5 separate regions of the Mus musculus genome follow, and regions 1, 3, 4 and 5 are each linked to region 2. Evidence: chromatin loops called from intact Hi-C (ENCODE). Cell type or tissue: heart. All regions are shown on one strand. Links, peaks and the distances in the headings refer to the core of each region. The heading gives the core; the rest is flanking DNA. Region 1 holds the start of 2310015D24Rik (RIKEN cDNA 2310015D24 gene). Region 2 holds the start of Ercc4 (excision repair cross-complementing rodent repair deficiency, complementation group 4). Region 3 overlaps Parn (poly(A)-specific ribonuclease (deadenylation nuclease)). Region 4 has its middle 12 kb from the start of 2310015D24Rik. Region 5 overlaps Pla2g10os (phospholipase A2, group X, opposite strand).

The links. Peaks named below come from ENCODE experiments on the same cell type or tissue, not always from the same donor. Only the 100,000 strongest peaks of a DNase experiment are listed, where the experiment ranks them.
Region 1: it touches region 2 in a loop (2.6-fold over the local background); 7 of 42 quality-filtered maps call a loop at or near these places.
Region 3: it touches region 2 in a loop (3.0-fold over the local background); 15 of 42 quality-filtered maps call a loop at or near these places.
Region 4: it touches region 2 in a loop (2.5-fold over the local background); 7 of 42 quality-filtered maps call a loop at or near these places.
Region 5: it touches region 2 in a loop (5-fold over the local background); 13 of 42 quality-filtered maps call a loop at or near these places.

What each region holds. Positions count from the first base shown.
Region 1 is chr16:13,518,697-13,524,938 of GRCm38, reverse strand. It overlaps 2310015D24Rik (RIKEN cDNA 2310015D24 gene), which reads left to right and starts at 3,832. Exons shown (of 4, transcript NR_160674.1): 1 at 3,832-3,949; 2 at 5,164-5,291; 3 at 5,417-5,754. In heart, for the core only: no CTCF peak of the experiment used is centred there; DNase peaks (open chromatin) are centred at 3,358 and 4,301.
Region 2 is chr16:13,105,448-13,111,646 of GRCm38, reverse strand. It overlaps Ercc4 (excision repair cross-complementing rodent repair deficiency, complementation group 4), which reads right to left and starts at 1,911. Exons shown (of 11, transcript NM_015769.2): 1 at 1,506-1,911. The coding sequence starts at 1,712. In heart, for the core only: CTCF peaks have their summits at 2,125 and 2,324; DNase peaks (open chromatin) are centred at 1,826 and 2,306; H3K4me3 peaks cover 1,988 bases; H3K27ac peaks cover 1,502 bases.
Region 3 is chr16:13,625,861-13,632,102 of GRCm38, reverse strand. It overlaps Parn (poly(A)-specific ribonuclease (deadenylation nuclease)), which reads left to right. Exons shown (of 24, transcript NM_028761.3): 14 at 530-573; 15 at 2,478-2,520; 16 at 3,654-3,729; 17 at 5,879-5,989. Among named protein-coding and RNA genes, the nearest start is that of Parn, 39 kb to the left of the region's middle. In heart, for the core only: a CTCF peak has its summit at 3,541 (motif pointing right); no DNase peak of the experiment used is centred there.
Region 4 is chr16:13,529,943-13,536,184 of GRCm38, reverse strand. It overlaps the pseudogene Gm25276. Among named protein-coding and RNA genes, the nearest start is that of 2310015D24Rik, 12 kb to the right of the region's middle. In heart, for the core only: CTCF peaks have their summits at 3,154 (motif pointing left) and 4,682 (motif pointing right); no DNase peak of the experiment used is centred there.
Region 5 is chr16:13,730,670-13,736,911 of GRCm38, reverse strand. The region is part of intron 1 of Pla2g10os (phospholipase A2, group X, opposite strand); the gene reads right to left. It also overlaps a transcript of Pla2g10 not described here. Among named protein-coding and RNA genes, the nearest start is that of Pla2g10, 3.3 kb to the right of the region's middle. In heart, for the core only: a CTCF peak has its summit at 2,934 (motif pointing right); a DNase peak (open chromatin) is centred at 2,971.

The DNA.
Region 1 (6,242 bases), core at 720-5,719, 410 kb before region 2:
GGCTCATGGGAGGTGGCACTATTAGAAGGTGTGAGCCTTGTTAGAGGAGGTGTGTCACTGTAGGGGTAGGTTTTGGGGTTTTCTCCACCCAGCTCCACCCAGTGTGGAAGAGAACCTTCTCATTGCTGCCTGTGGAATACAGTCTCTGTCTGGCTCCCTTTGGATCAAGATGTAGAACTCTTAGCTTCTTCTCTAGCACCATGTCTGCCTGCATGCTGCCATGCTTGCTGCCGTAATGATAATGGACTTCTGAAAACTGTAAGGCAGTCCCAAGTAAATGTTTTCCTTTAAGAGTTGCCTTGGTCATGGTGTCTCTTCAATAAAACCCAAACTAGTACACTATGTATAATTTTTTTTAAACTATCAAACTTTTATTACAAGTTTTAATCTAGCCTTTTATTACAGAATTTACAGCTTTTTAACTATACTCAGTAAACTTACAAATCCTGAGATAGTTTATAGCATATTGTTAAGAGTTTTTTTGTTTTTGTTTTTGTTTTTTTGGTTTTTTTTGAGAGCAAATAGCAAAGAAAGAGTAGAGATAAAAGATTTTTAAGAATGAAAAGTAGAAACCCCTTAGTGATAAGAGACTTGCAAGCATAGAAAGTGTAGGTGTGAGTGATTTGGGGGTTTATTTGTGCAATGGTAAAAGTTATTGCCATAGGAGACAATTTGAAAATCGAATGTGGGGCTGGAGAAATGGCTCAGAGGTTAAGAGCACCGACTGTTGTTCTTCCAGAGGTCCTGAGTTCAATTCTCAGCACCCACATGGTGGCTCACAACTATCTGTAATGGGATCCAACACCCTCTTCTGGTGTGTCTGAAGACAGCTACAGTGTACTCACATACATAAAGTAAATAAATCTTTAATCAAAAGAAAAGAAAAGAAAAGAAAAGAAAAGAAAAGAAAAGAAAAACAAGGTGTTTGCAGTAAGAGTGAGGCTTTAATAAAATCTCTGAGTCTGAGAAGGGAGAGAGAGAGAGAGAGAGAGAGAGAGAGAGAGAGAGTGAAAGGGGGAGGAAGGAAGGAAGGAAGGAAGGAAGGAAGGAAGGAAGGATCATATAAGGCCCAGGCAACACAGGAAGCAGTGGGACTTTCGGGAAGGAACTGAGAGACAGAAGGACAGAGTTGCAGATAGGAACTTCGCCTGACAGAGGCCCAGGAGGACAAAAGGAAGTTTTGAGATTTTGCAGGCAACTCCTATCAGGAGGCAAGAAAACTCCAGGAAGGAGCTGAGAACATGTGGAAAGGGAAAAAGGGCTAGAGAGGGGGGCAAGGGTCCAGGTGACAAGAATTTCAACCTGTGGCAATGCCAAGCTAAGAGACTTATCAGAGATAAATGTCCCAAAATGGACAGAGCAGAGGCATCACTTTCCATGTGGCGGGGGCCCAGTAGGGTGAGAGCATTAATAGAGAGATGCCCAAGTGATGGGCACCACAGGAGGCTCAGAAGGCTCCAGGAGCCAGAGTGACACCAAGTGGGCCAGGAGGGACAAATGGTTAGAGGAGACAGAGGGAAGCAGCACCTGAAGAAAGAGGTGAAGTTTGGAGTCAAAGACGGTGGGAGGCAGAAGCCGGCGAAACAAATGATCCGCATACACCTTAAGAGAGTCATATCTGCAGCTCAGTTTGGTTAAGAGAGTCCGAGCCCCTTGAGAGGGAACTCATATATGCTTCTCCTGCATTCCAAGCTCCAGGTGAGTGAAAATGAGACACATCCACTCCTAGGTGTGGGTGAGGGGAAGGCTTTTATTGTAGATATGAGGAAAAGCACAGCCAGGCGTCCAGAGCAAGGAGAGAAAATAGTAGACTGGAGATGACCGTAGACTGAACTGGTCCAGGGGAGGAGAGGAGTAGGGAAAGAGAAGAGAGAGGGACCACAAGAATGCAAGCCAAGCCGGGCGTGGTGGCGCACGCCTTTGATCCCAGCACTCGGGAGGCAGAGGCAGGCGGATTTCTGAGTTCGAGGCCAGCCTGGTTTACAAAGTGAGCTCCAGGACAGCCAGGGCTATACAGAGAAACCCTGTCTCAAAAAACAAAAACAAACAAAAAACAAAAGAATGCAAGCCAAAATGGCAGTTATCTGGGAAAGAGAAGCTGGGTGTGATGGTTTGTATATGTTCAGCCCAGGGAGTGGCACTATTAGAAGGTGTGGCCCTGTTGGATTAGGTGTGGCCCTATTGGAGTGGGTGTGGGCTTTAAGACCCTCAGCCTAGCTGCCTGGAAGCCAGTATTTTGCTAGCAATCTTCAGATAAAGATGTAGAACTCTCAGCTTCTCCTGTGCCATGCCTGACTGGATGCTGCCATGCTCCTGTCTTGATGATACTGGACTGAACCTCTGAACCTGTAAACCAGCCCCGATTAAATGCTGTCCTTTATAAGAATTGTCTTGGTCATGGTGTCTGTTCACAGCAGTAAAACCCTAACTTAGACACAGGGGAAGCGAAGCCCCTGAGCTGGATAGGTTTAGAGTAGGGAATGAGGTGAGAGAGGCAGAGAGGAACCGCAGGTACTGAGTGAGCCTGCAGCCACCATGCACGTCAGCATATTAATTAGGCACCATGGTTAGCCATTTGTCCTGAGTTTCTTTAGGACCTAACAGGTTTTGTATTTATATATTGAGAAGGGTCTTGTTATGTAGCCCAGGCTAGAAGTGAGTTCAAAGGCTCCTAACACAAGGAAATGATGAATGCTTATGCTCCCTACCCAACTCTGATGAAGGCCAACACTGTATACATTCGTAGAAAAACTCATCACACTGTTCTGATAAGCATATATAATTAAAGTCAGCCAAATGTGTCAGCACACGCTTGTTATCTCTGCATTGGAGGGAGGAGGCAGGAGGATCAGCAGCACCCTGGGTTATATGGTGGGACTCTGTGTCAAAAACAAATAAACAAGGGGCTGGGGAAATGGCTCAGATGTAAAGTACTTGCCACACAAGCAATAGGATCCGAGTTCAATCCCCAGCATCCACAGAGAAGCCGGTAATCCAAGAGCCGAGGAAGTAGACCCAGGCAATCCTCGCTGGCCGGCTTGTAAGTCTAGGCAATTGGTGAGTCGAGTTCAGCAAGAGACGCTTGATGAAGACACCTGACAGCGATCTCTGGCTTCCACACTCATACAAGCATACACACATTTCTCCACAATTCCCACAGCACCCCACGCCTCAAATCAGTTAAAGATGTTAAGGACAATCGTGGAGAAGGCAGGACAGAGCAGAATGATAACACGATTCACTAAGACCTCCACCACTGAGGCAGAGGCAGGGCCAGCGTCTTTGAAGCTGCTTATTCTTAGGGTGTGGCCCAGATCCCGACACATCAGTGTCACCTGAGAACTACTCAGAAAGGCACATTCTTGGGCCCCACTCCAGGTCGACTGACTCACAGCTCCAGGGATGCAGCCCAGCAGTCTGCAGACACAGCCTCCTGGGGATTCTGGTGCCCACAAGAGCTTGGAAGTCCCTGAAAGTCCCACAGTTGTTCAGGGTCAAATCTGTGTCTAAGTCTTGTTGACATCAGGAGTCTGCACTCTGAAATGGACAGTGCCTTAGGTTTGAACAAGCTGGGCCACGTGGAAAATGAGTCTTTCACGTACAGGAGTCCAACTCTAAGACGCTCTTGTCACTCACACTGAGAGCCTCATTGATGTGACAGGAGCTGTATTGTCATTATTACTACCGTCCCCAAAAGGAGAAAGGAAAGCTAACAGCAGTTTACAGCATCACTCAGTCGCTGTCTGACAAGAAGTCTGGAAGACACCGAGTTACTTAGGCGATGGGAGAACTTTTCGGATTGCTGCATTTGTTGTTGTTCTGGAACCTTCTAAAGCTCACTCTGAGTACCTCCAGAACTAGCTTTCTCCCTGACAAACTAAAGGAAGTTTTGGCCCCTTGACGTCTTTGTGAGGTTGGCAATCCCCCTGGTCAACCAGAGAACCAACAGGTTTGTTGTTTTTTTACTCCATCTGTTTTGATTCAACTATAAGGGATAGTTTCTAGAACATTCAGACTTCAGGCATCTCTTTGTAAAGTGTCTCAGTTGAATGTCATCTTGCCTATGATCCTTGTGTAAAGAACTTCCAACTCCTGGTTTCAATGACAGGTGGGCCTCAGCCATTTAGAAGGGCCAGGGATTGGAAGGGACCAGGGGCACGGGAGGGGGTTCTGGGACTCTATTTTACTCATGGTTGGGACTACAGTTTAGGATCTAGACTGGCACACTGGAGCTAAGCTTAGCTTCCCCGGATAGTGAAAGCTGTACCAGAGGCCAGGGCTGAGGGTGAAATGAGGCTCCTGCCCAGCCGGGCGCCCTGGGGAGAGCCTCCTATCTGGAACAGAAAATACTCCAAATATTTCCTTTTGGGAATGGGGAGGATAAACCAGATGAAATGTGAAGAGGTGTCTGAAGGCTGGAGGAAACTAGCAGGCCCTTCCAGAACTTCTATTTGCGGTGAGAAACCTTGGCATGGGGCAGCCAGCTCTACTGCAAAAATAGACCAGTGTGCCGAGAAACAGCTCAATTCTGGAAGCAAACGTTCCTCTGCAGGAAAGAGCTTCTCTCCCTCTGCTTCATTCTGCTCTGTACCACAAAGAAGAAGGAGAAAGATAAGCATTTGCTTGTATGCAATGTGTGTGTTTGTGTTTGTGTGCGTGTGCGTGTGTGTGTGTGTGTGTGTGTGCACATGACCATACGCACGTGGTCAACCTTGGGTGTAAATTTCCTTGGGTGCTACCTACAGATTTTTGGTTTTCGTTTGATTGTTTCTGAGACAGGGTCTCCTACTGAGACCTGGTGCTCACCAGGTTGGGTAGGCTGGCCAAGGAGCTTCTGAGATCCTTCTGTCACACCCAGTGTTGGGGTCACACCCTGATTTTTGCATGGGCTTGGGGGATCAAGCTTAGGTCCTCATGCTCGAATGGCAAATGCTTTACTTCCTGGGGCATCTCCTCAGTGCCCAGAGAAGCATTTTAAGAAAAACTGGAGTGTCTATGCAGAGTCATGGCTTCTCTATCAGAACCAAAGCCATTAAAAGAGACATGGGGCAAAAAGATTTGAGATCACTGCCTGGACATCCCGAGTCTCACAATCCACCAGCTGCTATGACACAGTGGAGCATCAGCTCTGCTTTCTGTTCATTTCCTTTTGCTTCTATAAAGGTGAGATGACAATGAAAATAAGGCCCAGTGTACAGCAAAAGGGATGTAGCAAGACAGAAGTGACTGTGACTCAGATGTTATCAAAGACAAGATGAAGCCTGCCTGAGAACCCTCCTCTTAAACAGCAGGTCAGTAAGGTGTGACAGTACTGTAGAAAAAAACCACAAGAGCAGGTGTAATCCTGAGGGCATACTCATTCTGGACTCTGAGGGGCTCAAAGGGCTCTTCTCTATACAAAGCCATTCTCTTTCAGGAGCCCAGACCCTGAGCAGGGAGAGAGTCAGGTCCCAGATGGAGATGCTGATCAACTTCATAGCATCACCATGGAGCCAGATCTGGAAATTCTCTAGGGGTTGCTGAACAACCCTGTCATCCCTACCTGACCTCAGCCGCCGAGTCCCTGTGAACACTGTCCGCAAGCAATCATCCCGGCGGGGGGGCTTTGTTCTGCAGTCCAAGCCACCTGGAGAAGAACGTGTAAGGTGGAAGTATGGAGAAAGATGGCTCACAGATACAGGAAAGCTGCAGAGGGAGCCGAGTCAGTTCCAGTGTTCATACAGGGGCAGACTATGGCAACTACAGCCTAAAATGGTGAGCAAGTGGTTTCTGAGGGCTCCGTACAGAGCAGTGGCTACTGCTGAGGTGACCTGTTTGTCGGGTACCTGATCTACTCATTATACACTATCTACAGCTATTAAAATGTCATGCTGGAAGGGTAAAAAAGGGTACCTCACAAGCACCAAGACCTGTGTTCAATCCCAGAAACCGTATGAGAAATGCCAGGCTGAGCCTGTGCCTGTAAGTCCAGCCCAGGGGAGACAGTGGCAGCAGGATCCTTGGAGCTCTCTGACCAGCCAGCCTACCTATAATGAGTGAGCTCCAAACCCAAGGGAGACCCTTTAAGGAGGGTCTTAAAGGAGCTGCAGAGTTTTCCTAAGGATACTGCACAAGACTACCCTCTGACCTCCACAATCATATGTACACGTGTACACACACACACAAACACACAAAGAATCACCTTGAGTGATTCAGTGTGAGCAATGATCATGCATCAATTAAAAGTGAGAAGGCTGGGGGAT
Region 2 (6,199 bases), core at 1-5,000:
CTCCATTCTCAGAGCTTATGAACATCACAGCAAACATGCAAACTAAGTTATTCTTTTATACCCATCAGTCAATCAGGTCACTTTAATTAAGGTTTTGTTTTGTAAGGTTAAGTTGTGCTTTGGAGTTTATATTAAGAAATAATTGTGCTCCAGTCATTATTTCCATTTCAACACCAAGCCACAGAACCTTTTAAAACTTTGGGTTAAAAGTTTTCTACTCTTCCGAAGATCCTGAGTTCAAATCCCAGCAACCACATGGTGGCTCACAACCATCCATAATGAGATCTGACTCCCTCTTCTGGAATGTCTGAAGACAGCTACAATGTACTTACATATAATAAATAAATAAATTATTAAAAAAAATCTTTAAAAAAAGTTTTCTACTACCTAGAAACTACTTCCAGCCAAAGTCGGGTTTTGAGACAAGGGATTCCTCTCTGCAGACAACACTTTAGACTGTTAGATCAGTATTGATACTTCCTAGAGAGATGCCAGAATGTCCATAGGTCCAATGGCCCATTAGTCTCTCAGTCTAATGCCACTTTTCTGGGCATCTTACATTGCACAAAGTACCATGCCAAGCACTGTAGATTCCTGGGGAATCCAACAGGGCCTCAGCCTTTAAAGGAGTTGTTAGTGACTCTTCTCAGCTGACATTTTCTTCCTGGCCACTACACCTAGGGGATCATCAGATTCATCATGCTAGGCTATGTCCACATCTCTCAACATCCGCAGCAAGGCATGTCTCATTCCACTGTCCTCAGGATCACCTGTTCTCTGTAACCCAGATTGATCGCTCCCTTAGCTTTAACTTCTGCACCCCCACCCCCATTTCCCTAATCCCTCTTCTTTTGTTAAGTCTCAAGGTCTCCTTTTCTACTAGAAAGTAATAACTCTCAGAGACCCTATCATCCTCGTCATTGTCCTTTTAGGGACCACACTCTGTCCTCCAAACACCCTTATATCCAACTTCAAACTCAAACACTATTCCTACCCAGATTCTGATACCGTCTCTCCTTTGCAGTGCAATTCAATCCACTACTCTACCTCAATGTGTAGCCTACTCGCCCCTCTCCTTTTCAGTGTTAAGGAGTGTGTGGGACCCGTATTCTCAGTGTCCTCAAACTGTGTCTGGGCCCTGTATTCAATGCTCTCCCATGTCAATAGAGGAACCCAAGACTTTCTTGGGATGCATTCTATACTTGGCAGTCATCCCGCAGTGTCAGAGTCCAGGATCTCCTTCCAGGACCCTCACTCAATGCCCTCCCTTGTCGTGGCAGCCACTTCAATTTCCCTGGGGTTCCCTTCCCTCCTTCGCAGCGACTTGGAACTGTGTAGGTGCCCCGCATCTCCCCCCTGGGATCTTAATTCATTCCCTTTCGTGCCCTGTTTAAGATCTGCATGGGCTCGGAGTCCCTGCAACCGTACAGCTCCGCGTTCCTACCGCGCCGATCTCGCATCGGATGTCCCCCAAACCCTTGGGTCTACCCATCCCGCAGTCGCACCTCCTCGGCCGGCTGCGTGTTGAGCACCAGCACCAGGCAGGCCGGGTGGCAGTGAAGCCGCAGGAAATGGTAGAGGAGCCGGTCGGTGCCGAGTCCGCGGGCACACACCACCAGCCCGTCGCTGTCGAGCAGTTCCAGCACCTGCTGCCTCTCGTACTCCAACAGCGGCGCCATACTCCGCCGTTCGCCCGACAGGCCTGGCTCCATGGGCGCCCTTCCGGGACCGCGGCCGCACGCTGACGGAAAGAGCCGAGTCCAGCCGAACGCTGGCCGAACGCAGGGAGAGACGCCAGGGCCGAAGGAGCGCAGAACAGATGTAACTGCAATGGCCGACTGAGAGAGGCCGGATGTAGCCGAAGGGAGCCGAGTTCAAGAGAGCCAACCGATTGTAGCCGAAAAGGAATCGAGGCGGGGACAAGTGTGGCCGGAATGTGCCCGAGCCCAGGGCAGGTCTACCCGAACTCAGCCGAGAGGCGCAGAAAGCGTTAGCGCGCGTGCGCGCGCGTGTGTTTAGGTTCCCCATCCTTTGGCTCTCTAGACCTAGGCATAAACTAACAAAATGCAAACAGAGAAGTCTAATCCGCGTAATCCTCCAATACCGACAGTTCAGAATGTTGCTGTCAGTATTCCAAGTGCATCCAGAATCGACATCGTTTTCCTAGTGTGAGGGTTTTGTCTCTACTTTTGCAAGTATTCCTCCCCCTCCCCGCCTTGAAAATTTTTAATAAGCACAATACCTTATGAGTTTCAGTCTCTTGTTTGCAAAGGTCTTGAACTCAGTAAGTTATTTTACAAAGCCTCCATCAGGTGCCAGTTGCAGCCGCGTTCCTTCCACTAGAGGGACATCTTGGGTCGTGTTTGTAACTACCTAAAAAAACCTCCAGGTAAGCAATCTAGGAGGCATTCTCTCTCAGAATTCTCCATTCCCCTTTATTTTCAGCCCATACGAAATACAAATGAAGGCAAAATAGGATTGTTCCATTACTCAGGAATAACCATGGTTAACAACATACTTTTGCGTGCCCCCTACCCTCTGCCGCTGCTCAGTTTGTGCGGCTGCTTGCCTGCTTAATTATATGAAATAATAAACAACCAAGATTCGAAACCAGATTTTTGGTTTCTCCAGGTGGGACAGGCTATCTCACTTGTTGAAGTAAATTCAAGGCCAGCCTGAGCTAGAGATGGAGACCTCCAGCACAAATATAAAGGGTGTTAGGATGTAACTTAGTGGTAGATCCTGAGTTCCGTCACAAATTTTCCCTAAATCTCTGTCCTTTATGTGGCTGGGTTTTCTGTAATGTGGAGGCATATACTTGTCTAGTTACTGGAGAACGTTTAGTTGGCTCCCACTCCTCCCACCAGCACGCAACATAGCATTTCACTAGCTTAGTTCATACAGAAGTTCACTCAAACCCTCAAGGTACGTTTCTCGAATGGACGATTAGTGGGAGAAAAAGGACACATTTATTTGAGTTTGCTCGACCTTCATTACATTGCCTTCCCGTTTACCAATCTCCCTTCACATCAGCCGCTGCAAGTGGATTTGTTTTCTCTCTCTCCTCTGCTTCTTCCAGCGTTTTCCTTCTGTCTAGTCACAGTTAAAAGAGCATCTAATAATTTCTGCATCTTCCTGAAGTGGACAGAGATGCCTGCAGACGCTTTCCGCGCAGCATGTCTGGGAGCCAGGAGATAATGCCTGCAGTTCAACAAGCCGGTTATATAATCAGGCAAGGCCACAGAGCTGGATGGTATGTTTCTTAGCGTTGGTTCAGGGTACAGTAAGTAGTTACTCAGCACACATTCAGAGGTGGGTGTGTGGGTGTGTGGGTGATTCCTCCCAGGTTGTGGCAGGCAGAATAATGCAACCCAAAGATTGAATTCCCAGAACCTATTATTTTTCATGGCAAAGGAGACTTCACAGATGTCATTGAGCTAAACTCTTGAGATGGAGAAATGATATTGACTTATCCAGGTATGCCCAATATAATCATAAAGATGTGCTTAGGGGCAAAGGAGAGGCAGGGGACTTAGCTTCAAAGGGGACTGTGAAGGAGAAACTAAGGTCAGAATGAGGTAGAAAGTGCCAGGAACAGAGCGTTGAGGAGCTGAGGAACTCCTGCGTTCTCCCTTGGGAAGCCAAGACGTATCCCAGCCACCCCCAACAACCCACTGTTGGGGGACGTTGCATTTTTGTTATTTTAAACCTCTGTGTTTATGGTGCTTTGTTGCAGCAATAATGGGAAAGGGATGTACACGCTTTTCTTATTTTGACCACACTGAACTTTGAAGATGAAGTTCTCCGCTTATCCAAACAAACAAACAAGCAAGCAAATGAATAAAACTGCAGATAGGACCGTTCGAGGGAGAGGTTATTTTAGAAGGTCAAGGTTTATTGAAAATTCAGGCGTATACAGAGTGACAGGGGTGTAGCTCAGCGGAGGAAGCGCTTACTGTGAAAGCCTGGGTACCTGTGTGTGGTCCCTAGAATCCAGGCGAGAGATTGCACTGGAGACTGCAGCTTTGTTCCTGGGAGACAGTGACACTCCCTGGGGCTTGCTGACCGGGCCAGTGAGAGAGCATATCTCGAACACAAGGTAGCTGTCATGATGGCTTAGCTGGTAGAGATGTTTGGCATCTAAGCCTGCTGACCTGAGTTTGATCTCAGGAATTAACATGCTGGAAGGAGAGAATCAACTCCCGAAAGCTGTTCTCTGACTTCCACAGTGTGCTATGGCTCACACCTTTTGTAAATAAATGCATGTAATTGGAAAAAAACAACCAATGTGGACAGTGCCTGAGAACTGACACTCAAAGTGGACCTCTGGTCTCCACATGTATGGGTACACAGTACATATACATGAACATATGGGTAAATGCACGCATGTGCACACAGTAGCCATAGAGACGTGTAAATTCACATGGAGTATTCCCTCTTCCAATGAATGTTAATTGAGCATACAATGTGTCAGGTTCTGTAGTAGTGCTAGGTCTTATCAGGGAGCAAAGCAGGCAAATCCTTGCCCTGTGTTCTTCTAAAGAGCTAGTGTATGAAGAAGTCTGTTGATCCTCTAATTATGTGAACTCTGGTTATTTCTTGAACATTCCTAATTGTCCAATCACGAGAGTACTTGAAAAATTTTCATGCACCCCTAGTAAGCAGACTATCAGAGAGCTATTAAAGTCTGAATATGAATGTGGAAAGGGACCGATATCTAATATATACTGAAGAAAGTGTGGGAAGCCGCCCCCACATTCGCCGTCACAAGATGGCGCTGACATCCTGTGTTCTAAGTTGGTAAACAAATAATCTGCGCATGAGCCAAGGGTATTTACGACTACTTGTACTCTGTTTTTCCCGTGAACGTCAGCTCGGCCATGGGCTGCAGCCAATCAGGGAGTGATGCGTCCGAGGCAATTGTTGTTCTCTTTAAAGAGGAAAGGGGTTTCGTTTTCTCTCTCTCTTGCTTCTTACACTCTGGCCCCATAAGATGTAAGCAATAAAGCTTTGCCGTAGAAGATTCTGGGTGTTGTGTTCTTCCTGGCCGGTCGTGAGAACGCGTCGAATAACAATTGGTGCCGAAAACCCGAGACGAGAAAAAACTCCGGACTGGCGCAGGGAAGATCCCTCATTCCGGAACCAGAACTGCGGATCACGTTTATAAAGGTTCCCGTAACACAGACTGTTGAGAAGGATTCAACTGCCGAATTCAGAACTCATCAGCTGGGGAACGACGGTGATAAAGGTTCCCGTAAAGCAGACTGTTAAGAAGGATTCAACTGTATGAATTCAGAACTTTTCAGCTGGGGAACGAGAGTACCAGTGAGTATGTTTGGCCTTGAATTTTTTCTGGTGTTAGGAGCCCTTTTGTTCTTTTTCACATGTTATCAAGTGATTAAGATAGGGCTGAAAATTCTAGAGGAAATTCAGGACAAGCTATCAGAAGTAAAGCGGGAAGAAAGAGTAGGAACAAAGAGGAAGTATGGTACACAAAATAAGTATACAGGCCTTTCCAAGGGTCTTGAACCCGAGGAAAAGTTAAGGTTAGGTAGGAATACCTGGAGAGAGATTAGAAGAAAAAGAGGAAAAAGGGAAAAGAAGAAAGATCGATTAGCGGAGGTCTCTAGGAGATACTCGTCACTAGATGAGCTCAGGAAGCCAGCTCTTAGTAGCTCTGAAGCAAGTGAAGAATCCTCCTCTGAGGAAACAGACTGGGAGGAAGAAGCAGCCCATTACCAGCCAGCTAATTGGTCAAGAAAAAAGCCAAAAGCGGCTGGCGAAAGTCAGCGTACTGTTCAACCTCCCGGCAGTCGGTTTCAAGGTCCGCCCTATGCGGAGCCCCCGCCCTGCGTAGTGCGTCAGCAATGCGCAGAGAGGCAATGCGCAGAGAGATGCGCAGAGAGGCAGTGCGCAGAGAGATGCGCAGAGAGGCAGTGCGCAGAGAGATGCGCAGAGAGGCAGTGCGCAGAGAGGCAGTGCGCAGAGAGGCAGTGCGCAGACTCATTCATTCCCCGAGAGGAACAAAAGAAAATACAACAGGCATTTCCAGTCTTTGAAGGAGCCGAGGGTGGGCGTGTCCACGCTCCGGTAGAATACGTACAGATTAAGGAAATTGCCGAGTCGGTTCGTAAATACGGAACCAATGCTAATTTTACCTTGGCGCAGTTAGACAGGCTCGCTGGCATGGCACTAACGC
Region 3 (6,242 bases), core at 679-5,678, 520 kb before region 2:
CAGCCATAGACTCTTTTGGTTATGATATTACTTATCCAGGCCACATAGTTCTCAGGGAGTGAGAACTGGGAGATATTCCTAAATTCATTATTTAATTTTCATTACATTAAAACTTTTAATTTTGTGTATTGTCTTTGTGTTTTGTGTGTTGCCAAGGTGAGCCTGTGGAGGTCAAAGCACAACTGTGGGAGTCGCTTCTCTCTTCCCATGTGGCTCTCATTGATCAGGAGGTCAGAGTAGGGCATTTGGGGCCTGGAACTAGATATGGGTGGTTTCGAGCTACCATGTGGGTGCTGGGAATCTAACCTGGGTCATCTGCAAGAGCAACAACACTGTTTACTTCAGAGTTATCTCTTTAGCTCCTAAGAGATATTTCTTAATTACATGTGGATCTTACCATTTAGCTTGAGGCCCATGTGAGGCGTTAATATTTGAGGAAGTAGTTGAGAACTGGAGATGCTCTCTTGTGTTTTTGGCAGTACTGTGGTCTGCTAGGAAAACAGTAACAGGTCATCTTCTTGCTTTTCAGGACCTGAATGAGTTTAAGGAGATGGCAATATGTGTCTTCCCCAGGTAAGCCTTGTTCAAGAGCCCTGACGTTTAAGACACTGAGTGAGGCGTATGCAGCGCAGTTAGTCAAGTGGACAAGCTGGGAGGCGAGTTAATGGATGGGACATCCCCAGCGTTGCCATAGTTGACTGTTTAAATTACAGGTAGTTTGATCATGCCTTTAAAGATCGGATTCTAACAGAGTGAAAGTGGAAAGTAGGTGACAGCTCCCTTTTTCTCTCCTGCTTCAGCTGTCTGAAGGACTGGTGAAGGGTCCTGTCATAGTTCTGGCCATTCACACATGTGGGATGTACCAATTTAATTGTTGATGTGTCTCAGCTGACAGTGCTGTTTCCTCAGTTAAGAACTAGATAGAGGCTGTCCCCATTCTGTGTCTGCTTCTCCCACTCTGGGTAGCCAGGCTCATTGAGCACTCAGCTATACTGGAGGGAAGACAGGGATGCACAGATAGGATCTTGGTTAGTGCTGAGTGCAGGGTAAAGAACACATGCACCTGGGAGCAGCTTCAGAGAACTGGCTCCGTTTATTAGGGGAAACAGAGGCTATTTAAACCTTTGTGGGGTATGGTGGCAAGTATACATTATTGGCTGGGGCCGGAGTGCTGAGGTTGCCTCATTTGCATGAGGAAGAATTCTAGGTGCGCTGTACTTGACCTTATGAGGGGAGAGGAAGTTTAACCTGATCATTGCCTACATGAGCTCCTCTGAGGAGGCAAGGGTCAGGGTACAAGACAACGTGCACCAGGACCTGCAGGCCTAGAGCCTGAACAGAACAATCCTACTCCTGCCGATTGTCCCCATTCTTGCTCCAGGCCTGCTTTTTTGATCCCATGGCTCTCTGGCCCCACACATCTTCTATCTTTGATTAAACACTATTAGTGTTTTCCACAGTCAGCATTGCACTGCATGCTAGTTTGACTACACCATGCATACATGTCTGAGGAACCGCAAGTAAAATGCATGGAGCTTGAACAGTAAGACAATATGTCTTTTGAAGGAGGGCAAGTTAGGATAGCTATTGCTACTATGGCCACAGTGTTTATATTTATGAGAATTTGTCCATGGTCACTCTGTTCCCTGGTATTTCTGGTCCCTGTAGTAGAGTAGTTAAGTGGTCTCCTTTTCTCATAGCTGTGATGCACTACCTGACAAAATCAGCTGGCATCGGTGTGAGGGTACAGTCTGTCTTGATGGGAAAGGAAGGGTGGGGGTTTTGGAGTTGAGCACTTCTCACAAGAACTGATCAGGAAGCAGAGAAAGGATTTACCTGCCTTTCTCTGCTATTTTACCCACTCAGTGGTAGTGCTGCCAGCGTTCTAGGTGGGTCTTCCTTCCTCAGTTAAGCCTCTGAAAACTTCCTCAAAGACTGACACAGAGGTGTGCTCATGGTTGATTTCAAATCCAGTCATGTTGACACTGGAGCTTAGCTGCCACTGTAAGAAATGGTAGCAGGAAACTTCCCAATGCAGACTTTGGCTTCCATAAGAGTTCAGACTGCAAACCAGATGGTGGCAGTGGGCAGTGGCAGTCTGGAAGGGTGGATCCACAGAACAGTAAAATGTGCAGTGCCTGCCTCACTTTCAAGATAGATGCTAGCCTCCTCCCTCCAGGTACAGGTACGGAACCTGTCCCTTTGGCTTAGTATGGACTGCATGCAACACTTCAGTGAGTGAAGGAAGCCAGAGGATGGGACTCTGTCCTCAGCTCATCAACCACATTGCCGCTCGGTTCACACTGACCAGTGTGTTTGTTTCATCTGTCCACTTCTATGTGTTTTATGAAAGTATTTAATATGTGAAGAATATGTTTTATTTATGAAACATTTTAAGTATTTTATATTTTAACAAAGTACATTTTCAATATTGATATATATTTTATTTACCTTATTAAAATGTATTTTGTTTCCAGACTCTTGGATACTAAGTTGATGGCCAGCACACAGCCTTTTAAGGTATTATTTAAATCTGAACTATCACTCATACGATATAATTTGAGATTTCTGTTTGTTTGAGACAGACTCTTGGTATGCTAGGCAGGCCTTGAACTCACCCTGTAGCTGATAGAAGTAACCTTGAACTTCTGATCCCTCCTGCCTTTGCCTCCCATGTGGTTGGTGCAAGTGTATGCCATCATGTCCAGCTTTCTTTGAAATTTTTTGTATGACCACAAATAGCTTTGGAATTCTGATCTAGTTAAATGCGATTTCAGACACGTTAAAAAATTAGAAAGGAAGAAGAGAGAATTTTGAAAAGAACAGAAATAATATAAAAATGTGAAGTTATCTTTATTTTTCCCACCACCACCACCCTGCAACACACACACACACACACACAGGGTTTCTCTGTATAACTGCCTTGGCTGTCCTGGAATTTGCATTGTAGACCAGACTGGCCTTGAATTCAGAGATCCACCTGCGTCTGCCTCCCAAGTGCTGGAATTAAAGATGTGCTCAACCACTGCGCAGCTTGTCATGTATGTTATTCAATAGCTTATACCTGCAGACAGTTTGTCCTTTTTCTGCCTGCCTGCTTATTTTGCATATTTGGACATATATTCTAATAAGGATAATTAGTTAATTATTTACATTCTTGTCAAGGACTTTCTGAAGCCTCCTGAACAATACGTTAAGACAGTGCTTTCTAGTTCTGTGTCTCTACCAGCAATGGAACTGCCTGTAGCCTTTTTGCAGTGCCTGTCAAAGTACTGACATCCCCAACCCCTCAGCAAACAACATGGAAGTTTTTTTCCCTCTGCCAGTTTTATCCCCAAAATTTTGCTTTTGTAATGAGGTTGGCTTTAAACTCCTCCTCCTGCTGCCTCAGCCTCCCAGGTAGCTGGGATTACAAGTGAGCACCAGCACTGCCTGAGTTTATAGGTTTTACCCTGTAAGTCTTTCCATTCATCACCTTTGAGTAGTGACCCTTGAACTTGTTCCTTTCACAAATGTGTTCTAATGGCTTCTGTTCTTTTAAGAGACACAAGAGGGCAGTATGGCGTGCATTTCCCACGTGGATACCCTAAATTGGCTCTCCTTAGTCTCTTGCTGAGATGACATGTCCTAATTCTCCGCTTACTGCTTTGCAGGATATCATTAACAACACATCCCTTGCAGAGTTGGAAAAGCGGTTGAAAGAGACACCTTTTGACCCTCCCAAAGTTGGTAAGAATATTGAACACGAAAACCATCAAACTTTGGAAATTACTATGTTAATATGTTATATTCAACTTTGGAAATGCAAATACGTTATATGAAATGTCTTGGAAATGGTAATGTGTTATTTGTGGACTTTGGCTGGGTTAACTTCTAGGCCCTTGGTAGATGGCTGCTTTCTGAATAATGATGGTATTCTAGTTCCATGTCCAGCTATATCCACATCATGTTAAGAGTTTTATGGTAGCCATTTACTGTGATGTTTGGCAATTAAAGTTTTAAGGCTTTTATTTCCTAATGCTTAGAATTCTTCCAAAATTTGATGTATCCTTTTATCTGGTGCATTATTTGAAGATAGACAGTATGTCAGTGACTGATCATTGGAGATGCAATGAAAATACATTTTGGGTCTCAGAAAACCTAAGAACTAGGCGTGCTGCCTAGATGAGAGCATACCTGTGTCCTCTGAGCTAAACAATGTCACTGAGGAAAGCCTGTGTTGAGGCACTGTGTCCTCCGTCCTGTTACCCACATTGAGTTGCTGACCTGCAGTTAGCATTCTATGGGCTGTGGTCAAAGACACTGATCACAGCACTAATGGTCCAGAAGTTGGTGATGCAGGTAGTAGGGTAGCATTGCTTCCCTTCTGGGTAATAGTCCAAGAATCCAATTACGATGTGAACTGGGTAGAGGGAGGGAAACCAATACCCTGTGTGTAACTGTGTAATGGGATAATTGATCTGGGGAATAATGATCTTCAGCAGGTGGTGTCTAGGGTCTTACTTAAGCACTACATTGTTAAAAGGCTTTCTTTCTTAGCAAGTGTCAAGCCCAATATTTGGTATGTAAGGAAATTAAAGAATTCTTACATAAAAAAGCATAAATGATTCCAGCCATTCCATCACTAGTTTCCGCTCTTGCTTCTGACGAGACACTGGCCTTTTTTGGGGGGGCGGGGGGTGCTTTTTGAGACAGGGTTCCTCTGTATAGCCCTGGCTGTCCTGGAACTCACTTTGTAGACAAGGCTGGCCTCGAACTCAGAAATCTGCCTGCCTCTGCCTCCCGAGGGCTGGGATTAAAGGTGTGCACCACCATACCTGGCTCGACAGTGTTAAAAAACACTCATTTCCCACTTGATTTTAGGAAATAATTACTTATGAGTAAGAGCTGTATTCTGTCCTATTATTTTCATATTTCTTTGGCACAGAACTTACTGAAAAGCAGATTATTCTCACATTCATTCAGCACTTGTATGTGTGACTAAGAACCAACTTATGAATGGTTTTGTAGTACAGTGGCCCCATGGACTAAGGGCAGCATTACAGCAAGCTCTGATCTATTTGGTCTGTATAAATTGCTAGGTTTGCACCAGCCGGGGGCCTGCTGCATCTGGCTGGACTTGTTGTTTTCTGGGACTATTTGGGACACTGGTGGAGGATGGTCATGAGCATGTGGCATGTTCCAGGACCCTGCCATTTGCTGCCCTCCCCCAAAGCCTTACGAGGGGAGGTGGATTATCATCTCATTTTTAGACAACTGGGGGGCTGAGGGGTGCAGTGCTTTGTCCAAGGGTCACATTTGTGTGAGTGACGGAGGGAGGGATTGACGGTCATCGCATGACCTCTCAGCGCCTCTGGTTTGTTATTTACTTTGCCTACAGAGTCTTACTTTGTAGCCGAGGTTGGACTAGAACTCACTATTTAGCCTAAGCTGGTCTCAAACTTGCTGTGGTTCTTTGCCTCAGCTTCCCACGTACATCAATTTTAGGTGTGGCCACCGTGCCCAGCTTGAAGTTCTGCTTAGTCTCTGCTTTGTCCTACATGTATGGTAAGAGTAGCAAGGAGGACTTGTCACAGGATGGGAAACATAAGATTGCAAATGGCTCCAGTCGGTGTGGCTGTGGAGGCCTACAGCTGAATCTTGGTAAGGAAACTGAGGCCTTTTTTTTTTTTTTTTTGTCTGAACTGCAATTCCCATTTTTAGGGATTTTGTTATCTCATATTCTAAGAATAGAACTGAGCAATAAGACAGATTTCTTTGTGTCTTCAGGCCACATACAATACACAAGACTGCATGCAGTATGGATTTGGCCAGACATCATGCTTCATATTCTGCAGTGCTCTGGGAGAAATTGATCGTTCCTTTGTTTCCTCTTTAGAAAGTGCAGAAGGCTTTCCAAGCTACGACACAGCTTCTGAGCAGCTTCATGAGGCGGGGTACGATGCCTACATCACAGGGCTCTGCTTCATCTCCATGGCAAATTACTTAGGTACCTGAGATACATGTTTCTGTCAAATAGAGTGAATAGAGGCGGCTTAGATAACAGATCCATCCGTGTTTCTCCTGGTGCAGGAGACTTGGAATCCTGGGATTGAGGTGCCCACACCTGGACACCAGCTTTCTAACAGTTGTCGTTTACATATCCTCACACTGTAGAGTGCTTGAGGGAGGAAGCACCTGTGTTTCTCGTGAAGGAACCAGTTACCCTATTTGACCCCCAGATAGCGCATTTAAGGTTATCA
Region 4 (6,242 bases), core at 562-5,561, 420 kb before region 2:
GAGAAATTGGGATTCCCCTTTTAGGTTCAAAATATCCCAGGGCAGGCTGGCCGTTGCAGCAGCCTCCCGAAAGGAGACTAAGAGGAGGAGACGACACGTGCTATTTGAGCTGCATCAGGTCTGACGGCCAGTTGACAGGCAGCGTTTGGTGAGGAGGCCGGGAAAGGGAAGAGGTCCGAAGGGTCAGTAAAAGTGCTAGGTTCTGGCCAGCTTCTCACGGACGCAGGAAAGGGAATGCTGGGCCTTTTTACCTCGAGCCTCAGAAAGGCAGGCTGGCTCAGCCAGACCGTACTGTGGGCATGGGCATCTGGAGAGGAAAAATACAATATCTCATTAGAAGAACATTGATTTTTACCTCTCATTAGCATGGCTTATGGTGAGCCCATCTAGGTGTTCCCTTGGTCAGGTGATGGGCATGGCTCAGTGGCAGTGTTAGGCATCACCAGGCCAGAGATGCTGCTCTCCTCCTCAGAAGGACAGCAACACACCCTGCCCTTACATACTCTGGGTCTTAGCCAGTTAGTAGTTGTCTATATCTAGGGACCTGGGAGAATCATACCTTGAGTAAAATACTCTTTAAGGTACCATTGAATCAGTAACCAATGCTACTGCCCCAGACTTGTTCCTCTGGCCCCGCTCAGCCAACCCCAGTTCCACTCCTAACCTCAGCGGCACCCAGGACTGTTTTGTTTTGTTTTGTTTCTCTCCACAGATTAATCTCTTGGATTTTATGAAAGCTGAATGAGAAAGTCTATACCCAAGATGGTATAAGATTGGGGTGAGGATGTAGCTATATGGCAGAGTGCTTGAATAACATGTTTGAGTTCGGAGTTCCATCCCTAGAGCTGAAAAACAAGAGAGATGAGTCTTGTTTCTCTCAGCATAATGTCGTTGGGCTTTATCTATGTTGTGCATGCAGCATTTCTTTATTATTCACCCATTCATTTAGGTGCTATGCATGTATCTTAGGGTTTCATTGCTGTGAAGAGATACCATGACTATGGCAACTCTCAAAATGGACAGCATTTAATTGGGGCTGACTTATAATTTCAGAGGTTCAGTGCATTTTCATTCTGGCAGGAAACATGGCAGCATCCAGGCAGACTTGGTGCTGGAGGAGCTGAGAGTTCTACATCTTGATCTGAAGGCAGCCAGGAGGAGACTGTCACACTGGGCAGAGCTTGAGCTTATTTTATATATGAGATCTCAAAGCCTGTCCTATAGTGACACACTTCCTCCATCAAGGCCACAACTATTTAACAAGGCCATATATCCTAATAGTGCCACTTTCTATGGACCAAGCATAAAGACACATGAACCTATTGGGCCAAACCTATTCAAACCACTACAGCATGTAATGCAGGGCCCTGTGACGTTAGGCAGGCACCTCACCACTGAGCTACCCTAGCCTCTTGTTTCTTTCTGAGCATGTCTATTCTAACAGTTTGTTCATGACCCATAAACATGTACATTATTTCCAGTTGCAGACTTTTGTAACTAAAATTTGTATAAATATTTTTGCTTAAGTCATTGATTTTTCTTTTCAAAGAGCAAAATTTTTAACTGGGGGAATAAGTAGCAAGGGTCAGGCATGGCCCAAGAAGGGCTCAGGTTAGTTGTGCATGTCTTCTAAGAAGCTGTCAGGTCTTTCTCCAATGTGGCTGTGTCATTTGTTTGTTTGTTGCATATGTGCGTGTGTGGATGCATTTGCCTGAGTGGGCATGTATGTGTTCAGTGCAAGTACACTTACAAGCAGGTAAGGGAGGCCAGAGATCAGTGTCCTGTAGTTTCCTCAACTGCTCCCGACTCATTCGCTGAGGCAGGGTGTCTTGTTGAACCCAGAACTCACCAGTTTGGTTAGTCTGTTTGGCCAGCTTGCCCCAGCTTTCTTCCCCAGCTCTTGAGTTCTGGTATTACAGGCTGGCCACCACATACATGCCAGCCAGCATTTGTGTGGGTGCTAAAGATATAAACTCACATTCTTGTAGCTTCTGTGGCAAGTGTGTTGTCTCCTGAGCCATCTCCTCAGTGTATTTATGTCATTACAAAAAACCTGGGAAGTCCCAGGACTTCCTTTATTTGCCAACATTTCCTGGAATTGGTCTTTGACTTAGCCTCTGGGTAGGGGTGCACTGCATGCAATGACCACGTCAGCCTTTTCTCAGATGCCTAATGTGAGGTACGTACTCACAGTATCTTTTCTTCATCAGATGTTCTGCAGTTGTTTCATCCCAATGTATGGCTTGCAGCTCCCCTTTAAAAAAAAAAAAAAGGTGTGTGCTCCTCTTTGCAAACGTACATGTTGACTTCAACTCAGAGGTTGACTTCAAGAATCTTCCTCTATCGTCTTATTTGAGACAGGGTCTGTCACTGAGCCTAGAGCTCATGATTTGGGTTAAGCAGACTGACCAATGATCCCCAGGATTTGCCCTGTCAACACTGGGATTACAGACAGATGTGCCACCACACCTGCCTCTGGTCCTCACTCTTGTGCACCGAGTACTGAACCCACTGGGCCATTCATTACCTTGGTCTTATTTTAATTTTGATGGATAGATTCTTACCCTGTACCCTAAGACACTCTAAAGTGGTAAAACTGCCCTTTAGTATTTCCTTCTGGAGACATGGGCGCAGTCATGTCTAAGTGTACCATTCGCCTCAGGGTAACTTTAGTGTCTGGTGAGGCTGGATCTTGCTCCCTTCCTCCATAGGGATGTCTTGTCCTTGTAGCACCATCAGTAGAGGCTTTGGTACTTTAGTGGGGAATCAGTGTGGGTGCTGGGTGTGCATTTCAGAAGCTGCTGTTCGTATTGCTAAGTGGCCAAGTCTGGGTGCCCTGCACGTGCCCTTCTCACCTGCAATGTCTTTGCACTAACCTTGATCTTGGGAGGGATCAGGCTGTAACACTTGGCTACACAGAGGCCAGGCTGAGCCATCTGTCCCAACCTGGGAATCACTGATACTTTGAAACAGTTTAATATCTGTGAATGACTTGGGTTTTCAATCTCATGACAGATTCCATGGAGGGCTGGAGAGGTGGCTCAGAGGTTAAGAGCACTGCCTATTCTTCCAGAGGACCCAGGTTTGTTTAATTTCCAGCATCCAAATGGCAGCTCACACTGTCTTTAATTCCAGGGGATCTGATGCCCTCTTCTGGCCTCTATGGGCAGTGTATGAACATGGTGTGCAAACATGCATGCAAGCAAAACACCAGTAAACATAAAATACAAAGGAATACTTTTTAATGTCATTACTTCAGTCATTTTTTTACAGTAATGCAGAATGCCCTGGTGTGTCATAATTTTGTTGGGAATGGGGAATAAAATAGCAGAAAGCTGTTTCCTGTTCCTGCTAGCTGGGAGTCACTTCCCCTCCAAGTTGTCTGGTGTTTGCTAGCGTGAGCTCAGCTTTCCATCAGCTGCTTGGCTGTGTCTATCAAGCTAGACACATGAACTTGAGAAGCACTTGATGCTGGCTCTCTGGTGAGTGCTGTGCTTTCAGCTACACAGGGTTTTGTTTTTGTTGAATGGACATGTTTGCCATGTGTGGTGCTGAGATAGCCGCACAGTGAGACTGCCTCACACAAATGAGTAACTGGACAGAAGAATGAATGAATGAATGAATGAATGAATGAATGGCAGCTCTGACCACCTGAGTTTGATCCCTGAAACTCATATAAAAGTGTGGAAGCGAGACCTAGCTCCACAGAGTTGCCCTCTGACCTTCACATGTGCTCCTTGGCGTGAGCGCGCACGCGCACACACACACACACACACACACACACACTAAATAATAGTAATAACAACAAATTTAAAGGTTTTCAAAAGGATGTTTTATTTAGGATAATTCTTGTCAAAGAAGAAAGGAACAACAAGAAAGAGTACTTTGTTAATGATGGGGGGCTTTTAAGCTGTGTTTGATAAAATCAGAGGCTACTGGGCTGGGCGATGGCTCAGTGGGGAGGACCTAAGTTTGAATCCCCATTCCCACCTGCAGCTGGATATAGTATCAACCCCGAACAGCAACAGTAAGCTGAGAGGCAAAGGCTGGAGAATCCCTGGAAGCTCATGCCATCTAACCTAGCATACAAGGGAGTGAACATTCAGAGACCCTGACTCCAACAAGGTAGAAAGCAAGAACTAACACCAAGATTGTCTGTCCCCTTGTACCCCCCCCCCCAAACACACACATGCGTGCAAGGGTTGGGGGAGGGAGGAGTCTTCATATTGATTTTGTTTGTTTGTTTGTTTGTTTGTTTTGTTTTTTCGAGACAGGGTTTCTCTGTAGAGCCCTGGCTGTCCTGGAACTCATTTTGTAGACCAGGCTGGCCTTGAACTCAGAAATCCGCCTGCCTCTGCCTCCCAAGTGCTGGGGTTAAAGGCGTGCACCACCACGCCCGGCTCATGTTGATTTTTTTTAATGAGAACCAAGGGAACCCTAGATCAAGCTCAGCCACAGCCACACAAGCCAGCCTGGGTATGTAAGTAAAGACTTGCTCAGTGCCCATGCACAGGAAGCCCAGGGTGACCAGCATGCACTTATGCATGTTATGTGGGCACCGTAGCCATTCGTCCTGGGCTTCTTCAGGACCTGGCATTGAGCCTTTTTGCTGCTGCTAAAAGGTAACATAGTACCTGTCCTTAGAGGCATTGCAGGTGTGGCTGCTGTGTCACATGTGTGTCAGTAGGGGGCAGAGAGGCTGTGCCTAAGCTTAGTGTTCTGACCTGTGAACATCTGAATGACTGGTAGCCTATACACCCTGAGTAATCCCGAGACCACAGAAACAAGCCAGGGACTAAGAATCTCACCTGGGACCACAGGCCCTGGGCGGGAGTAGATGACCCTTTCATGGGTCACTTGGGTGGGCCTGGTGAGGAGTGTGCCGAGACAACCACTAGACTCACTAAGCAGGCCTAATGGCACACACCATGCCCAAGATGACCCCCTGCCTGGCACCATAATGAATGAGTGGAGCACAGCACTCTTGAAACCACTCCTGAGATGACCCCAGACACTCAGAGATTCTGTGCACCATTCAGAGGAGCAAGTAAGTGATGGAGAAGTGGAAGAGAAAGAGAAGCAGAAGGATGTGGGCACATGAAGAAAGGCAGACCTGGAGATCGGGGGTAGTGAAGAGCAGCCTGATGTGAGTAGCTGGTGATGCCACCTGGAACCGTGGGGCTGTGGCCCTGCAGCAGCAGGGATCTGTTACCACCAAAGGCCAGGCGGACATCCCTGATCTGAGCTGCAACCCAACATGTGGATGTCTGAGGTCTGTGCAGAACTGGCCCCACCCCTCATGTGGGCATCATGGGAGAGTTAGCCCTGCTCCTAGCTAGCTGCAGTGCTCAGGAGAGCAAGCCCTACACACTGTCAGAGTTTCCAGTGTGCTGGCCCCAAGGATAAGAGCCTGGGAGAGCTGGCCCTACCACTCATCTCTCTTGCAGGGATGTAGGTGAGGGAGATCTACCTTACCTCCTCCTGACTCATACCAGCACTGGAGTCCTGGCCCTGGGGTCATGAGAAAGTAGAGCTATCCCTGCTGCTCACAGACTGCAGTGCTCAGGAGAACAGGTCCTGCACCTCTCCTGTGCAGCAGAGTAGAGCTGACCCTGGTGGTTGGGGTGTGGACAAGGCAGCCCCTGAGGGTGTGACCATGGGAGAGCTAGCCCAGCCACTTGTCTGCTGTGCAGTGACATGGGTGAAGGAGAGCTGCCCACCCCTTTATCCCCTGTCACCTATGGCAGACAAGAGGGCTGTCCCTGCACCTCCCCTGGCCAGCACAGTAGAGTTGAACCTGATGGCAGGGACACAGGTGAATCAGCCTGAGGGTGTGAGCATGAGAGAGCTGACCCCATAACTTGTCTGCTCAGAAGCAGTGTGGGCGAGGGAGAGATGCCCTGCCCCACCTCGTCCCTTGCCACCTACAAGAAGAGCTGGTTCCACCCCTCACCTGCTCCAGCACTCAGGAAAAGTAGCCCTTGCACCTTACCTGGGCAGCATAGTAGAGCTGGCCTTGGATGTGGAGTGAGCAGGCCTGAGGGCAGGAGCACAGGAGAAGCAGCCCTGCCTCTTGTCTGCTGGCTGGTGGTGCAAAGGGGAGACACCCCCTCCTCTCCCTTATCCATTGCCAGGTCTCCCACGAGAGTCATGAGAGTGTAGTGTGAAACCAGAGGCCTGGTACCAGACCAACAAGTCATTGAAATAAACATTTGCAAATAAAGAAATGTGGACAAAGGGGT
Region 5 (6,242 bases), core at 434-5,433, 620 kb before region 2:
TAGTGCAGGCTTTTGCTCAATGATCTTGTTGACCACATTTGTAGCAGGTACCTGGTGGTCTCTGGGTCTTAGAAAACCAGGAGTCAAGGGCAGTGACTGGGGCTCGTTGGATAGCCTGTGCCAGCATATGGTATTGTTGTTTGCAAACTTTCTCATCTCTTTTATGGTATACTTTGAAGGCCAGCACTAAAACTTCTGCCTGTGGAGTTAGGGGTCCCCTTTCTAGCTTTTTAAGTTTAGCTCTTATGCCGGGGTAGCTCTGGGAAGAGAAATAGGTCATCAGAAGTAGCTTACCTTCTGGGTTTTCAGGGTCCATATTGGTATGCTGTAATAAAGTCTTTGTGAGGCATTCCAAAAATTGAGATGGATTTTCCTGCGTGTCCTGGACAACCTCTTGGAGTTTTTCAAAATTTACTGGCTTTAAGGCTGCCTTTCATGGATTGGAGAAATGGCTCAGCGGTTAAGAGCACTGACTCCTCTTCCTGAGGTTCTGAGTTCAACTCCCAGCAACCACATGGTGGCTCACAACCATCTGTACTGGGACTTCTTCTGGTGTGTCTGAAGACAGCTACAGTGTACTCGTATACATAAAATAAATAAAATCTTTTTTTAAAAGGCTGCCTTTCTAAGACCTGCCAAAAGGCATGTAATAAACCTGTCTCTGGCTAAAATACCACATGTGGAGTTATAGTCCCATTGAGGGTCCTGGTCTTAGAAAGGCAGCCTTTTAGAACTGTCTCCGATCCCATCCGCTCTGTTTGATGAATTTCGTCTGCACGTGTTCTTGCTTGCTCCCAAACTCGCCTGCATTCCTCGGGAAGTAAGTTATCAGTAAGTATCATATGTACATCGTGGAAAGTCAAGCTGTAAGATTGAGTGATATATTGAAACTCTTTAATAAAGGCAGAGGAGTTAGAGGTGATGGTCCACATGGCCGTGATCTCACTGCTTGTGCGGCCCCTGCTGTGGTGTGTGCCATAGCAGCTGTTGATGCTACTGCTGATTCCTGGGTTTCAGCGCCAAAACGATGTATTAAAACAGCGGCTTATGTCTGAACACAGCACACTAGACCAAAACAGTTCCATGGGTGAGAGGTTTATTGGGGGTGGGGGGCGGTGGTGGCAGAAAGAGAAGGGAGAAAAAAGAGAGGGAGGGGTGTTCCCCTTATTTATAATGACGAAATGCAGGTAAAGGTACCACTGGATTTTATCCTCAGCTCCAGAGCAAAATTCTTTACAGAAGTTATAGCTTACCGCAGGAATTTGACACTCGTGATGACCAAATCACATGGAAGGGAATGAATTATCCAAAGTCTCCCAGATTATACTTGGAATATAAATCAAGATTATTTTTGGGAGCCGGGCGTGGTGGCGCATGCCTTTAATCCCAGCACTTGGGAGGCAGAGGCAGGCGGATTTCTGAGTTCGAGGCCAGCCTGGACTACAGAGTGAGTTCCAGGACAGCCAGGGCTGCACAGAGAAACCCTGTCTCGAAAAACCAAAAAAAAAAAAAAAAAAAAAAAAAAAAGATTATTTTTGGGAAAGCCTTCACCCTGAGTCTTCTCTGAAGATTTCAGGAAGGCCATAGTAAGCAAAGTAAAGTTGTTCTTCTAACAACATTAGTTCTTCAGGATAAGAACTAGGTTTAGGTGCAGTAACATGTAAGCCCAATTCCCAAAGCTTTACAACAGTACACATTCATTTCTTAGGCTGGAGAGATGGTTCAATGGGTAAGAGAGGTTGCTGATCCTGTGGAACATCAGAATTTGGTTCCCAGAACTAAGGTTAGGAGGTTCAGTATCACCTGGAACTTCTCACATTCCAGGGATCTAGCAATCCTTCTGGCTTCCATAGGCACCTGTACTCACAAGGTTATATTCTATATAAAGACATACATACAAGCATAATTAATTTTTCAAAGAATTACTTATTTATCTTATATATACTTTAGCTATATGCTAAACATTGTAGCTGTTTTCAGACACACCAGAAAAGGGCATTCAATTCCATTACAGATGGTTGTGAGCCACCATGTGGTTGCTGGGAATTGAACTCAAGACCTCTGGAAGAGCAGTCAGGGCTCCTAACCGCTGAGCCATCTCTCCAGCCCATATTTAATTTTTTTAACTTTAAAAAGGTTTTTTTGTTTTTTGTTTTTTGTTTTTTTGGTGCGGGTGTGTGTGTCTTTAATCCCAACATTTAGGAGGCAGGAGAACTTCTGTGAATTCAAAGGCAGCCTTGTCTACTTGTCTATAGAGTGAGTTCCAGGACTACACAAAGAAATACTGTGTTGAAAAACAAACAGGAAAGATTTCTTTCCAATACCTTATAACTACAACAGACTAAGTGCTTAGCCTTCACTGGGACCAGCAGTTCTGAGACTGAAGGAATGATAGACACCGACACTTGCTACCTCTAAAAGCTTCTGCTAAAGAGATACCTAGGTCCCTTTCACCACATTTCATTGGTCAAGTGACCCAACTTCCAGCCTGCTAGGTGAAATGATCAGTGTTATTAATGATAAGGCATACAAGCTACCCAAACACTGGGGGGGGGGGGGGGTTGGTGTGTGTGTACTCATCCCGGGCTGCCTCTTAACTCAATACGTACCCAAGACCTGAACTTGTGTTCTTCCAGCCTCAGCCTGCAGACTGATGGGATCACAGGCACACATCGTCTGGTTTAGCTGTTTTGCTTGTGTTCTCCATTAATTCTCTCTCTCTCTCTCTCTCTCTCTCTCTCTCTCTCTCTCTCTCTCTCATTTGTATGTGTGCACACGTGCACACTTTGTTTCTTTTTCCAATACTATAGTTCTCTTCAAATATATATCTCCAGCTTTGCAATCTTTATAATCAGAAAATAAGTTTCTTCCTTTTGCCCACACCTAAATCAAATACTGCCTGGTAAGAATCTTTAGGCCTAGGTCGTCCACCAGGGGGCGGCCTGTACCACTGCTCCAGGAATTCCTATTGGCAGCAGGACCTCTGCCTAGCTGAGTCTGTCTCTCTTCCTTTGGTGTCTTTGCTCCATGGTCCCATCACATTCCTACGTATCTGGAAAGTTCATCTCTTACGTGGCTTGGAGAGTTTTCTTTAAGTCCCGAGGAAGAGGAATTGCAAGATTTCTGTCCCTGACCTCATGTTCTATCTCAGCAGATTTCAGTCCTGGATCTAACCACCAGGGCTATAACTAGATTCATCAGCTTCACCCTCTGCAGCATTTTCCACGGGGCAACCCTCAACCAATCAGAGACAGGAGCCTAGAGCTTCTTTCGTTTGTTCTCCGCATGGGCACTTAGGATACAATTTCTAGATGAATTCCCTAGAAGGTCTTGTTTGTGTGAGCTCTGCTCACTCAGACACAGAAACTTGTTCTTGCATTTCTGCCTTCCTCTGGCTCCATTCTCTGCTCCCTGGATATACTTTACAGCCCAGGCTCTGCTTTTGGGAAATGACAGATCATTCAGTCTGAGACATGGAGGTTCATACCCTGGAACCAAAATCCTTTGCTATCCTGTCATTGTCCTGCTCCCATCTTCACATCCCTTATGTCTTCATCCTGTCCCTACAGTCAGTAGAGACTTCTGGGGACAAAACTGTACCTGGTCCTCTGTTGTGTTCCATTAAAGGACCTGCCCTTGAGGACATGGTGGTCAGTCCATGCTAGGGACACGGTGAATGAATAGCAGAGGGACTGAATCAAGTTTCTTTTCTTCCCTCACTAATGGGTGTTGGACCTCCAGCCTCAAACATACTTAACAGCAAGCACATCCACTGATCAGCATCTCCAGCTCTCTGTTTCTTCAACCCCCTTATCCCTGGTTTAAGAAGGATGTCAGTTGCTCAGGCTGACCTTGAGCTAACTCAGTAGCTTTGAGCTTGACCTCCCTTGGACTGTCCTTGAACTTGCCATCGTTCTGCCTCAGCCTCCCAAGCAGCTCTGGGCCTGTAGACCTACCTGAGTTGATTCTTCTTCTAACATTTATTTAGCTGATGGAGGTGGGGAATGTGGCTAATGTGCCTGTGAAGGGAGGTGGCTCTCGACTTTCAGCATACACTTCCTGGAATCAGATTCAGGTCCCGAGGCAATGTAGCAAGTGCCCTTAGCCACTGAGCCATCTTGCTGGCTCCTAGCTTTCTCAGACATGCTTTTACTCGGTAGCTCAAGCTGGCTTAGAACTCACTATATAGTCTAGTCTGGTCTCAAACTCACAACAATCTTTCTACCTCAGCCTTCCAAGAGGTCAATGTCTTTTTCACAGAGCAAAACTGAGGAAAGGTGAGAAAGAACTCCCACGGGAGGTGCTCCAAGAGCGGAGTGCTCTGCATGAAGCGTCTTGAGGAACTACGTACCACCATGAGCAGTCCTGTCCCTACTCTCAACTTCTGTTTTTCATCTGTCAGTAGAGTACCCAAGCATCTTCCAGGACGTCAATTTCAAAACAATGCCCTATGGTCATCTGCAGGGACCCTCCTGGAACAGGTGGCTCTGAGTGTTGGGGTCACAGGAGGCCATGCCCTTTCTTAGGGTGCTGAACACTCAGGTTGTCATTTACTTTTTCTATAATCTAAAAACTTGGAGTATTTGAAATCTCATCTGTCCTATATCAAAAAGGTTTGACTGAGTGGTGACCAAGGCCAGGCAGAGTAGTGATGGCCACACAAGAAGCATGACATGAGACTGTAGAAGGCACGCACACTCCAATGGAAAGAGCATTACCCACTGGGTAGCAGGAAAGGAAGGAAGACTTGTCCCTGTGAATTATCATAGCAGGGACCAAGACAGATTGAGTACCAAGTGGAATGAGTTCTACTCATGGCCCCTCTTCTCTTTTCTTTTCCTTCCTTCCTTTCTTTCTTTCTTTCTTTCTTTCTTTCTTTCTTTCTTTCTTTCTTTCTTTCTTTCTTTCTTTCTTCTTTTTTCTTTTTTCTTTCTCTCTTTCCTTCTTTCTCTCTCCCTTTCTTTCTTCTTTCTTTCTTCTTTCTCTCTCTTTCCCTTCCTTCCTTCTTTCTTTCCTTCCTTTCTTCTTCTCTTCCTCCTCCTCCTCCTCATTTGGTTTGTTTGTTTGTTCATTTGTTTGTTTTAAGACAGGGTCTCTCTGTGGTAGTCCTGGCTGTCCTGGAACTCACAATTTAGACCAGAATGGCCTCAAACTTAGAGACCTACTTGCCTCTGCCTCCTGAGTGTTGGGATTAAAGGCATGGACCACCTACTTTTAATACTTAACATTTTAAAATTATTTTAGTGTGTATATATGAACATGATGCATGGGAGGGCACAGTACAAGTCCAGAGGTCAAAGGACAACTGTGTAGAATCAGTTCTCTCCTTCCCCCTTTACATGGGTTTTAGGATCAAACTTAGGTTTCTAGGCTTGTGTGGTTCCCTCTAAGCCATCTCACCATGCCTCTGGCTTCCCAGTTCTCAGACCCTCAGTGTCTCTCTATGACAGTGAATGGGTTGGGGTCCTAGGCGTACAACCTGTGTTGTGAACCTTCAAGCCAGGGAAACCCAATTCACCTTGTCATTTTTTTTTTTTTTTTTCTGGAGATCATTCTTACCCTTACTAGAATTTGTCCATGGAGGGGGGGTGGTTCCAAGGTTTCACTCAGATCAGATATGAAATCTAAACAACAAAAATTATTGACCAATTGAATAGTGCTAGTCTCAGGGGCAAAAAGCAATAATGTGTCCCAATTATCATGCCTTTTCAGTATGAAAAGTAGGCATCAGTTGAGTACACCTCCTTGCTTACACACATTCCCCAGAAGAACCATAACCATCCACAAACGGGAAGCCTGAGGCAGACTGCACGGGATAGATAACTCCCACACGATCCTGCTCGCTCCATTCCAGCCCTTGTGTCGTAAGCGCCCCTCCCCCACCTCTCCGAGGTCTGCCTCATTGTATAGTCCAGGCTGGTTCCGAACTCCTCACGTTCTTCTGACCTAGCTTTCTAGTCCACCACCACCAAGGCTCCAGCTCTTTTTATTAGAAATGGCTGCCTGACTTGGGACAACCCTTGACTACCTCAGTTTCTCGCTTTGTGGTGGTATTAGTGAGGAGATTGTAGAGTGTTAATTGTGACTGCCCCACAGGAGCAGTTACCCGCGTTGTAAAATGTTACAGTAAATTAGAATAACACGGCGAAAATTAGCATACCGTCCCCCTCCCTCCCCCACCCCCACCCCGCATTTTAACTGCAGCGTCAGCAGCATCTTTACACTCTGTGGAGGCATCCCCG